Regions from separate parts of the Homo sapiens genome. Here region 1 is linked to region 2. A link is a loop called in an ENCODE intact Hi-C map of the cell type or tissue named here. Cell type or tissue: OCI-LY7. All regions are shown on one strand. Each heading gives the region's core, and the rest is flanking DNA. Links, peaks and the distances in the headings are about the cores only.

Evidence for each region. Hi-C counts contacts between places; a loop is a spot of excess contacts. Peaks named below come from ENCODE experiments on the same cell type or tissue, not always from the same donor. Only the 100,000 strongest peaks of a DNase experiment are listed, where the experiment ranks them.
Region 1: a loop joins it to region 2, with 4 times the contacts of the local background. A loop is called at or near these places in 40 of 110 quality-filtered maps.

Annotation. Positions count from the first base shown.
Region 1 is chr11:47,979,330-47,984,695 of GRCh38, forward strand. It overlaps PTPRJ (protein tyrosine phosphatase receptor type J), which reads left to right and starts at 1,230. Exons shown (of 25, transcript NM_002843.4): 1 at 1,230-1,679. The coding sequence starts at 1,584. RefSeq lists silencers at 1,141-1,730, 1,831-2,260. In OCI-LY7, for the core only: CTCF peaks have their summits at 316, 2,045 and 2,249; DNase peaks (open chromatin) are centred at 1,222, 1,462, 2,052, 4,302 and 1 weaker place; H3K4me3 peaks cover 4,389 bases; H3K27ac peaks cover 1,565 bases.
Region 2 is chr11:48,107,651-48,113,016 of GRCh38, forward strand. It overlaps PTPRJ (protein tyrosine phosphatase receptor type J), which reads left to right. Exons shown (of 25, transcript NM_002843.4): 2 at 2,408-2,426; 3 at 5,097-5,333. Among named protein-coding and RNA genes, the nearest start is that of MIR3161, 14 kb to the left of the region's middle. In OCI-LY7, for the core only: CTCF peaks have their summits at 2,488 (motif pointing left) and 2,692; DNase peaks (open chromatin) are centred at 933, 1,851 and 2,411; H3K4me3 peaks cover 2,004 bases; H3K27ac peaks cover 2,771 bases.

The DNA.
Region 1 (5,366 bases), core at 83-5,082, 130 kb before region 2:
TCGTGGTCTGCATCTTGCTGCACACAGAATCCAGCCTAGACTCATTATCCTGGCCTTTGAAGTCTCCCCCAGTATGAATCCCCCAGCCTCCCATTCCTGTTTCTCCGAAGGCCAAGCTCGAAGCATCTGCTGCCTCGTTTCTGCCAAGTTGGCCCCACCTCCTGAGACACTTCTCCCCTCTACTGGCCTGGTGAAACTCAACACATCCTTCAAAGCCCAGCTCAGGTGTCACCTCTCTCCTGGTTGGAATTAACCTCTTCCTCCTTAGCACTCTCTGGTTTGGCCCTTTCTCTTGCGGCTTCTCCTGGGCAAGTGGCATAGCCTCCCTGATCCTAGTGTCTTCCTCTGTGCATGGGCACAGGAGTAATATCTGCTGTGATCTTTAACTCCTGTCAGTTCATTGACCTCTTTAACAACGTGATGAAAGCTTCCAGAAGAGCTAATGTATGTGGAGTCCCACGATGTGTCAGGCTAGGTGTTTAGGACTTTACTAACTACTGTCTCGTTTAATCGCGAATGCAGTGGACCTCTCTCTCCACACGTCCTAGTACGATCTTTATTTCACACGGGAGGAGAGGAGGGTGGGTGGGGTCGGCCAGAGAGGAGAAATGCGTCTCCAGAGTTCACAGGGCTGGTACTACCAGCAGAGCCCCGTCCACCATATGCCACAGCTGGGGTTCTAATCCCTGGACTGGCTTGTACTGGGCTCTCTGCCTCCCTGGCCGGCGCTCGGGGGCTGGGGGACAGAACACAATGTACAGCGTGCCTTCTACAATTTCGGGGTTCACGCACCCCCAAGCCCACCCAGGGCCAGGTCAAACGCGCCTTCGCCGGGTTGCTGTCTACAATCAGGCTTGGCTGCGCTCTCAGTAGGGGTCTCGGTCAACCTCTGCCCACCCGAACCCGGCGCCGTGGACCTGGTGTGAGGCTGGGGAGCCCGTCCTGAGGGGTGCCGGCTCGAGGCGCTAGAGCCACGGAGCCTGGTCCCGGGCTCCAAGTCCCAGGAATGTGGGAGGGCTGGGCGGAGGGGCGGGCGAGGCGGGAGCGCTTCCTCTGCCCGCGGGAGGGGATCCGCGGCCGGCTCGGAGGGGGCGGGGGCAGCGGCGGGCGGCGGCGAGGGGCTGCGGAGCTCCGCAGCCGCCGGGCCGGCCGGGGCGGGAGGAAGCGATGAATATTCAGAGGGGGAGGGGAAGGGAGGGGGCCGAGCGCTCGCCGCGGCTCCCTGCAGCAGCCCCAGCCGCATGACGCGCGGAGGAGGCAGCGGGAGCAGCCGCGGGAGCCGGGACCGGGTAGCCGCGCGCTGGGGGTGGGCGCCGCTCGCTCCGCCCCGCGAAGCCCCTGCGCGCTCAGGGACGCGGCCCCCCCGCGGCAGCCGCGCTAGGCTCCGGCGTGTGGCCGCGGCCGCCGCCGCCGCTGCCATGTCTCCGGGGAAGCCCGGGGCGGGCGGAGCGGGGACGAGGCGGACCGGCTGGCGGAGGAGGAGGCGAAGGAGACGGCAGGAGGCGGCGACGACGGTGCCCGGGCTCGGGCGCACGGCGGGGCCCGATTCGCGCGTCCGGGGCACGTTCCAGGGCGCGCGGGGCATGAAGCCGGCGGCGCGGGAGGCGCGGCTGCCTCCGCGCTCGCCCGGGCTGCGCTGGGCGCTGCCGCTGCTGCTGCTGCTGCTGCGCCTGGGCCAGGTAAGCGCCGGGTGGGCTCGGGCGGGGGGCAGGAGGCTGGGGCGGGACTGGCATTGACTGCACCTGCCCGAGCGTACCCCCCCGGGGGGTTCCGGGGAAGGGGGCGGGGGTCCGGATCCCCGGATCCCCGGAAGGCGACTTGCGGGGACCCCGGCCGGCCTCGCACGCCGGCGATCGATCCCTTTTCCGGCTGCCCAGGATCGGGGGAGAGAGGCGGGATCCGGGTGCCGCGGTGCCCGAGCCTCCCGGGGAAAGCCTCCGCGCGGGCTCCAGGCCGTCCCTGGCCCGGCTCTTCCCGGCGCTGGGCACATCTGGCGGGCACGGGCCCGGCTTCCTAGCCGGAGGCGGCCGGAGGGGGCGTGTTTGCGGAGGTCTGGGGACGCAGAGCCGGGCGGCCTGGCTGAGCCTTTGCCGACAGACCTCCGACCCGGCCTGCAGGGGCCCGAGGGGCGGCGGGGGCGACAGGGCAGGGCCAGGCGCTGGGCAGTGGGGCCCTGGGCGAGGCGCGGGACTCCGGGCCGAGGGCCCTGTTCCTGGGGAAAGTTCCCAGGCCGGGGAAAAGGTGGCCGCACGCTGGCTTTTCTCAAGGCAGCCGGCCCTCTTGGCGTCGTGCTTGATTTCATGGGTGTTTAATTCGTGCTTTGTGGGCGCTGGCTCCCCCTCCCCACCCCACCCTCACCCTCTTTTCTGGCTTCACTTTTCAGATAATGCTGTCCCTGGCGTTTTGGTGACCGACCTTTCCCCTTCCTGGCATTTCCATAGGGGCTGAGGCAGAGCAGCTGAAGGGGCATTCCCATTTCACAGATGGGGAACTGAGGGAGAGAAGTGAAATAGCGGAGCACCCAGCCCGTGCCATGGGAGCTGAGCCAGCGGGCACGTCCTCTTAGCCTCTGGAGCCTGTTGGGGTTTGAACCCGCAGGGGAAGCGGTCTAGGGCTGCCTTGCTGTGCGTTTCTGCAAATGACCATCTTGCTTGTTTTATACAGACACCATCTCTGAGGAAATGAGTTATTGGCTGGGGATGGAACCTGGTTTCAGGGAAAACTTCTCCAGCGCGAATACAGGAGAGAGCAGAAGCATCACCCTGGGGCAGCAATGCCGCCTAGCAGGCTGTAGGAGAAGGGGGCTGGGGCCTGGGGGCTGCGTGACCCTCGGCACCCAAGGGTCTCTCCTCGCAGTTTCCCCAGCAGGTTCTGCACAGGCTCTCCTGGGGGCCAGAAGGCAATGTGACCTCCTGCAGAGAACCTGGGAGTAGATGTCAGGAGACTGGCTCCAGGGCCGGGCCACAGGGCTGGACTTGCTCTTCAGGCTTCTCTACCCTCAGTTAACCGCATCTGTAGAATGAGTATAGCACCCTCTGCCCAATGGAATTGTTTGAGGGGCTTCCACTGGCCAATGTCTAAAAGAACTTTGTAAATATTAAGGGTTTCCACATGGGATTCTCATTATTAAGGTACAGTGCCTGTGGGGGCTGTCTTCTCCCTGTCCATGTAAGGAAATTCAGGGAAGCAGTGTCTGAAGTTAAAAAAGCCTTGTATTTGAAGATTTCTTGTATCAAAAGTTTATGCTAAAACAAAAACCACAAAAAACAGAAAACCCCCAAACTTAAAGCTTCATTTATTTTTAAATGTATAATATATGTAATTTTTTTTTTGCTTCAGCAAAAAAATTTTAAATTATATATATATAAAATTTATTTATTTTTGCTCCAGCCATAGTGGTTGCTAGCTGTGTTCTCAATCAGCAAAAAGTTTCTTGGGTAAATTTATTGCTTGCTCAATCCTTCCTTGTATTTCATTAGCATATTGCCACTCTACACTTGTCCTGTATTTAGATATTTCCTTCCTCTATGGTTTGTTCTGTAGAACCTCAAAAGGACTCTCTTATTTCTTTTTTTTTTGGACACATTATGAAATAGGAAGTCTAAAAGGCTCCCAGAAGAAGCATCTTCAAAATCCACATTCAGCAGTTCATTTTGATAATGGATATTTCAGGGAATCAGTGCATTTTTGAGCTGGACCAGACTTTCAAGACAGCTGAAACCCCTCAGAGCTCTTAGATGAGGATATTGATGTCCAGAGAAGACAGGGAGCAGGCTGAGGTCACCCAGCAAGGTATTAGAGAAGACAAGATGGGAACCTGGGTCACCGGCCTGGGCCTCATATTTTCAAAGTGCTATTTTTTTTTTTCCCGTGTTTTCACTTTGATCTTACTTTTAATGATAGGGACGTATCACTGTGTCTTCTCAAAATGGTGGGTGTGAATGGAATTTTTCAAAGTTGAATCAATTTGAGATATTTCTGAAGTTTGTTTAGGAAACAAGTATGTGACTACCTTCCTAAGAGCTGACTGGTTTTTTGAGGCCTGGATTGTGTGTGTATGTGCTTATGTGTGTGTTATAAAATGGAATCAACTATACCAGGTTAAACAAATGGACAAGTCATGGAAAAGACACAGCTCTGTTTGGACATTAATAAGGGCGGGTGTGGAAGCTGGAAAGCTGAGATGCCGGAAGGCTCAGTGCTTAGTAGGCCCGGAAAAGCAATTTTTGAACTGGCATCTCATTCCCCTTTTCTAAGACAGGAAGGACGGTCAGAGATGATTCCAACATGAGGACTTTGCTAGTTGCAGTGTCTGACTCCTCCCATTCTCATAGCAGTTTTGCACAGTAGTTTTGGTTTGTGTGTATGTTTTAGGCAATGTGACAAAGCAGTTTTCCTCCTGCCTCCTTGAGAAATTTAATCCTGACAGGTTCTTTAAGAAATCAGCTTGATGTGGGCTGATTTTAAAAGAATAAATGAAAAAAAAAAGCTGGTGACTGATAGCTGTTTTATTGGTCTTGTAGTGTTTTGGTTTTGTTTTATCTTCACTTTCTTGTTTCCTGGTGAATAATAACTGGGTTTATTATCTCTCATGGCTAATCCTTAAGCCTGATTCCTTACCTGTTCCATCCAGAGTACAAAGTATATTTTGACTCCTCTTTAAACTGCTTGTTAGATTCTCATATGAGTGACTTTAAATATTTTTGTTTTGCTTCAGGACAACGGGAAAACCAAACGATTATGTTTTGTTTGCAGACAGTTTACGAAAACAGCAAATTGGTTTATGGTTAGACCGTGACTTTGAGCTGACTTCAAGTTGGGCCCCACGATAAAGATAACCATGGAATACCCAAGCTTTCCTAAGCAGAGAGGATCCTGGCTTCCAAATGAGCAATTTTGGTCAGCAAAGGGGTTATTTAGCTCCTAAAAGTAATTTTTGCTTGAGGTTGGGGCTGAGGCAGAGTGGCTGAACAACCGTAGGCCTGGGTGTAGCCAGAGGATCATCAGTAATTACTTCTCAGTTCATTCACTTCTTGGGCTAGGGAATTATTTTGAGTGCAGGATAAGAGGCAATTTTCTGTGTGTTTCCCTTCTAATATAATGCCACTGATGATATTATAATTAATAGGTAACATTATGCATGACAGGCACTGTGTGCTAAGGGTTTTAATGCATTATTTCATTTGGCCATTTCAGAAATACCAAGAGGTAGGTGCTGTTCTTGTTTATTTGTTTGTTTTTTTTTTTGATAGGGAGTCCCACTCTGTCACCCAGGCTGGAGTGCAATGGTGCAATCTTGGCTCACCGCAACCTCCACCTCCTGGGTTCAAGTGATTCTCTTACCTCAGCCTCCCGAGTAGCTGGGA
Region 2 (5,366 bases), core at 308-5,307:
TGTAAGGGAGAGTGGTTGAGGTCAAGATCTGGGTTCTGGTTCTTGTGCCTCCTCTCTGGCTGTGTGTCCTTCAACAAGCTGCTTACTGTCTCTGGGCCTCCGTGCCCTCTGCAACTGGGTTGTTGGTCTATTTAAATACTTGGAGAAAAAAGCTGGGCATGGTGGCTCATGCCTGTAATCCCAGCACTTTGGGAAGCCAAGGTGGGAGGATTGCTTGAGCCCAGGAGCTTCTGACCAATCTGGGCAACAAAGTGAGATGCTGTCCCCATACAGAAATAAAAAAATTAGCTGGGCATGGTGGTGCATGCCTGTAGTCCCAGCTACTTGGGAGGCTTAGGTGAGAGGATCGCTTGAGCATGTGGGATCAAGGATGCAGTGAGCTGTGATTGCACCACTGCACTCCAGCCTGTGACAGAGTGAGACCTTGTCTCTTAAGAAAAAAGTTATTCAAAAAATACTTTGGAAAACAATGCTGGGGAGAGTATGAGCTTCAGATTGCACATTGGTTTCTATCAGGAGGATCTGAGCCTCGGTGGTGTTACCTGTAAAATGGGGATAAAAATACCTCACAGGGTTGCAGTGAAGATGTAAGGATGATGATGATGACAACAGCAGCTCAAATAGATCATTTAACTTAATTCTCGCCAAAGCAAGGCAGGTACAAAGATCATCCTGTTGGCAGATACAGACAGGGAGGGACAGAGAGGTTAATTAAGCAAGCTACCTGCCCGCAGTTACATGGCCAGAAGCAGTGGCACTGAACGACTTCCTTCAGGCGGTCTGAGTCCAGGTCTCAGCTCTTAGCCATCACTCCATGGTTCTGTGCTGAGACAAGGGATGTAGAAAGCCCAGCACAGTGTCTGTTACATAGTAGGTGCTTAGTAAGTTAGAGTTCCTTTTTATCCTCAGAATGCGTTTGCAAGTATAGCCTCCCACAGTGCTTTTACTTTAATCTTTCCCCTTACTGGGCAAAAAAATGTTTGCTGCCCTGTGCGACTTGCCTAGCTATTGACTTCTCTTTTTTCTGCCTCTCTCCTATGATCCATCCTAGACTGTGGATTGAGGCTCAGCCTAGATTAAAGGGCAGGGGCTGGAGGAGGAAGATGAGCTGAAAAAGGGTAGGCCTGAGGCGCGAAGGAGTTGATGGTAGGGTGGAAGGTGGGAATGGGAAGTTTGAGAATTGGAGGACCTGGGGGCAAGACTTTCCCCCTCTGGGCTCGTTCTTTCCTTCCTGTGCCGTTTATTGAGTGCCTACTGGGTCCACCATTCTAGGCATGGGGCACAGACAAGATCTCTGTTCTCATGGAGCACACAGTGTGGTTGGAGGAGTCAGTGATGGACAGAGAGTGAGGGGTGTTGGTTTCCATGGCTGCTCGGAGAAGGACTTGCTGAGGAGGTGGCGTTTTGGGCAGGCCATGAAAAGGTCTGGGCAGAGTGTGTTTGTGGGAGGGAATAAATATGTAAAGGCTCTAGGGGAGAATCAGTTTCGAGAATGTGAGGGGGCAGTGAGACCAGAGGGGCTAGTGGGCTGTGGCTGAGTTTGAATTTTATTCTAAGTGTCATGGAAAGTAGGAGGACGGTTTTTTCCACCAGGGTCCTTTTTGATTATTTTATTCTTCGTGACGATCCTACTTAAAAAAAAAAATCTTATTCACCAAAAAGGTGTGTTTGTGAAACAATAGAGTGTACAACCTTGAATCACTTTAGATTTTTAAAGTATAGGGAAACAATTATGGATCACAATGAATATCCTTGAGGGCTGCTCCCCTCCCCAGCTGACACTGTCAGCTAAACCTTTAAGGCCTCTTGTGTGTCAAGCATTAATTCTTCCCAAAGCTGCTTGACATGTGATTAAAAATTTTTACTGCCACCTACTGATGGAAAGAAGAAGATGAATTTTTGTACAATGAAAATCCCAAACACAGTGGATTTCTGGTTTCCACTGTGCTGTCAGGACTGGGAAATGGGTCTGGGGAAGGGGTGTGCTGGGCTTGGTATCCCCCCCACCCAACCCCCTTTTTTTGGCCCTGACAATCTGGTCTCTGCTTCTGTGTCCTTCTGCTTCAGCTCATCGCACAGTGGGTGGAGGGAGGTGCTGACCTGGGGAGTTGCTCCGGGGAGAGGGCTGGAGGTGGGGGGATGTGTCTGGGGAGAAACACTGGGCACTGGGAGTCAGCAGCCGCCAGCCCCCACATAACCCAGTTAATCCTTTGTAATTGACCCCGAGGTTGCAATGATTCCCTGTGTTTAATGTCCCAAGACGGCCTAACCCTGACCAGCAGACCTTTGCTTAATGTGCTTCTTACCACCCCACCCCCATTATTAAATCCTCAACTGCTTTATTTCTGATTTGCATTTTCCATGGCTGAATGAATCTGCTGACTTCCGTTTTCTTTTTCTGTTTCAGATCCTGTGCGCAGGTGGCAGTGAGTACCCTTTTCCTCTCTATTCTTGTGTTGTTCGCTACTGCCCCCTAATGGACACACAGCAACATTAACAGCAATGTGAAATGCTAATTTATTAAAACCTGCTCGGTTTCCAATTTTTCTTTTTCTTTTTCTTTTCTTTTTTTTTGAGTTGGAGCCTCGCTCTGTAGCCCAGGCTGGAGTGCAGTGGTGCCATCTCGGCTCACTGCAACCTCCGCCTCCCGGGTTCAAGTGATTCTCCTGCCTCAGCCTAGCAAGTAGCTGGGATTACAGGCACGTGCCACCATGTCCGGCTAATTTTTTGTATTTTTAGTAGAGACGGGGCTTCCCCATGTTGGTCTTGAACTCCTGACCTCAGGTGATCCGCCCGCCTTGGCCTCCCAAAGCGCTGGGATTACAGGCGCGAGCCACCACGCCCGGCCCCAATTTTTCTTTAGAAGTAGGAGTGAGGGTGGAAACAACAAATGAAAGAAAAAATTTTAATTAATTGTGCAATCATGATGAAAATTTATATTTTCTGTAATTTTTTTCTAGCCTCATCTGTGGGCGATTTAACTTAGTTGAAATTGTAATACATTATTTGTATATTGTTTATGTGCTGTTATCCTTTAAGTATTTTCTTGTGTTGCTACATTGCCCTTTTGTTGCTACATTGCTACATTTAAAGAATGGGGTGGAAGATCGTCATAACCTTTGGAAAATGAGACCTGGACTCCCGCATGTTTTGCTTTCATGCACAGGGCTGAGTCCCAACTGCTGACAGTGCTGGTTCATTCCCTGGTAATAAAATGAGAAAAATAAGGATATGACTAGAAGTTTTTTAAGGAAGCTTAAATATATTCAGTTGAAAGCACCATCCATCCCTGGATTATGTCCTTACTAATTTTTTGGTCATAAAACATTTCTATAAGAATTGAAGGCCGGGCCTGGTGGCTCATGCCTGTAATCCCAGCACTTTGGGAGGCTGAGGCAGGTGGATCACCTGAATTCAGGAGTTCGAGAACAGCTTGGCCAACATGGTGAAACACCATCTGTACTAAAAATACCAAAAAAATTAGCCAGGTGTGGTGGCATGCACCTGTAATCCCAGCTACTTGGGAGGCTGAGGCAGGAGAATCGCTTGAGCCTGAGAGGTGGAGGCTGCAGTGAGCCGAGATCACTCCATTGCACTCCAGCCTGGGCAACAAGAGTGAAACTCCATCTCAAAAAAAAAAAAAAAAAAAAAAAATTAAAAATAATAGTAGTTGGTAGTTTTTTAAAAAATGTACCTTTTAGGAAAAAAAAAAAAAACCATGGTTTTTGTTTCTCCCCAAAATTTGGGAACTTTTTTTTTCCTGATTGGTAAAATCTCAGTTTGTGAGATAAAATAATTAGATTGTACTCATGGAAGCATATATGGGCAGATCTTGCTGAAATCTTCTAATAAAGCAAATCTCAATTAATAATGGTAATTAGAGCCTGTGCAAACAATGGGAAGAGTACTGCCGTTGGTTTTTCTTCCTGTTAATTAGTTTAATAAATAAACTGGTGGGTACCTTGTACAGGCTTGAATCACTGCTGCAGAAGAACACTTCTATTCAAACATCTACCGTAGGTAGTAGAATTGCGGGAAACAGAAATCATGAGCTATTTTAACTGAAAGGATTTACCCTGGGAAGTGAGAGTTTACAGAGTCATTGGAAGGGCCGCTGTATTAGTTTGCCAGGGCTGCTGTAATAAGATCAAGGTCTTGGGGGTTAGGACTTCAACATATGAATTTGGGGGTGGCGGAGCACAAGTCAGCTCATAACAGCTGGGGAGGAGGCTTTAGGCCTGGCCCTGAGAAATTACTCCCAGACTAAGGCTGCAGAACTGACCCCCTAGAGAGTCACCACCTTGGTCATAGACAGCAAGCAGAGAGGGAGGAATCAGGAAGTCCCTGCTGTAGTTGCTGGATCCAGCGGTGAATGTTCTGAGCTGTGATCCTGGGATCAGGAAGCTGCAGCCACTGCCACAGTGTTGGTTCTAGAGCCAGGCAGCATGAGATCCAGTCATCGCATCCACACTACAGCTATAAGAAGGAGGAAGGGCAGAAGGTTGTGCTCCACCCTTTAAGGACACTTGCTAGAAGTCAGACAGAACGTCTGGTCACACTCTGTTTGACAGAAGTTAGTCACATGCAACATCTAGCTGCATGGGAGGCTGGGAAATGTGGTCTTTGTTCCCAACAGCTATGCATATACAGGGCCAAAAATCTCCAGGAGTATGATGAAGGGAAAATGGGGGAATGGAGTTTGGGGGTCAAGAGTGGTCTCTGCTGCACCTCCCTGAACAGAGACTCTAGGAGACTAGTAATGAATTCAAGATAAAGCAGCCAGTGTGGCCAAGGTTCTCCTTCAGTGCCTGAGCTCTTGGCCATAGGAGCTCACGCCTCCTCTCCTTTCCTGTGAATGACTGTGTGCAGTGTAAGCATGGAGCTTCTGCACTCTCGTGGCCAGGTACTCTCCATGTGGCCAGAAATGGCAGTTTCTGAGGGGCTCATGTTGTAGGTGATGATACAAAGAAGAGAAAGAGAGGGATCAGTTTTTCCAAGTGTGCATTTCATTTCAGTGTAAATATTTTGTGAGGTGGGGCATCCCTGTCTCCTGGAGAAATATATTTTTAATCTAATTGTTTACTTTCTTTGCATAGCCCCTAGTCCAATTCCTGACCCTTCAGTAGCAACTGTTGCCACAGGGGAAAATGGCATAACGCAGATCAGCAGTACAGCAGAATCCTTTCATAAACAGAATGGAACTGGAACACCTCAGGTGGAAACAAACACCAGTGAGGATGGTGAAAGCTCTGGAGCCAACGATAGTTTAAGAACACCTGAACAAGGATCTAATGGGACTGATGGGGCATCTCAAAAAACTCCCAGTAGCACTGGTAAGCATAGGCTTTTCTGCCAGTCATGTTTCT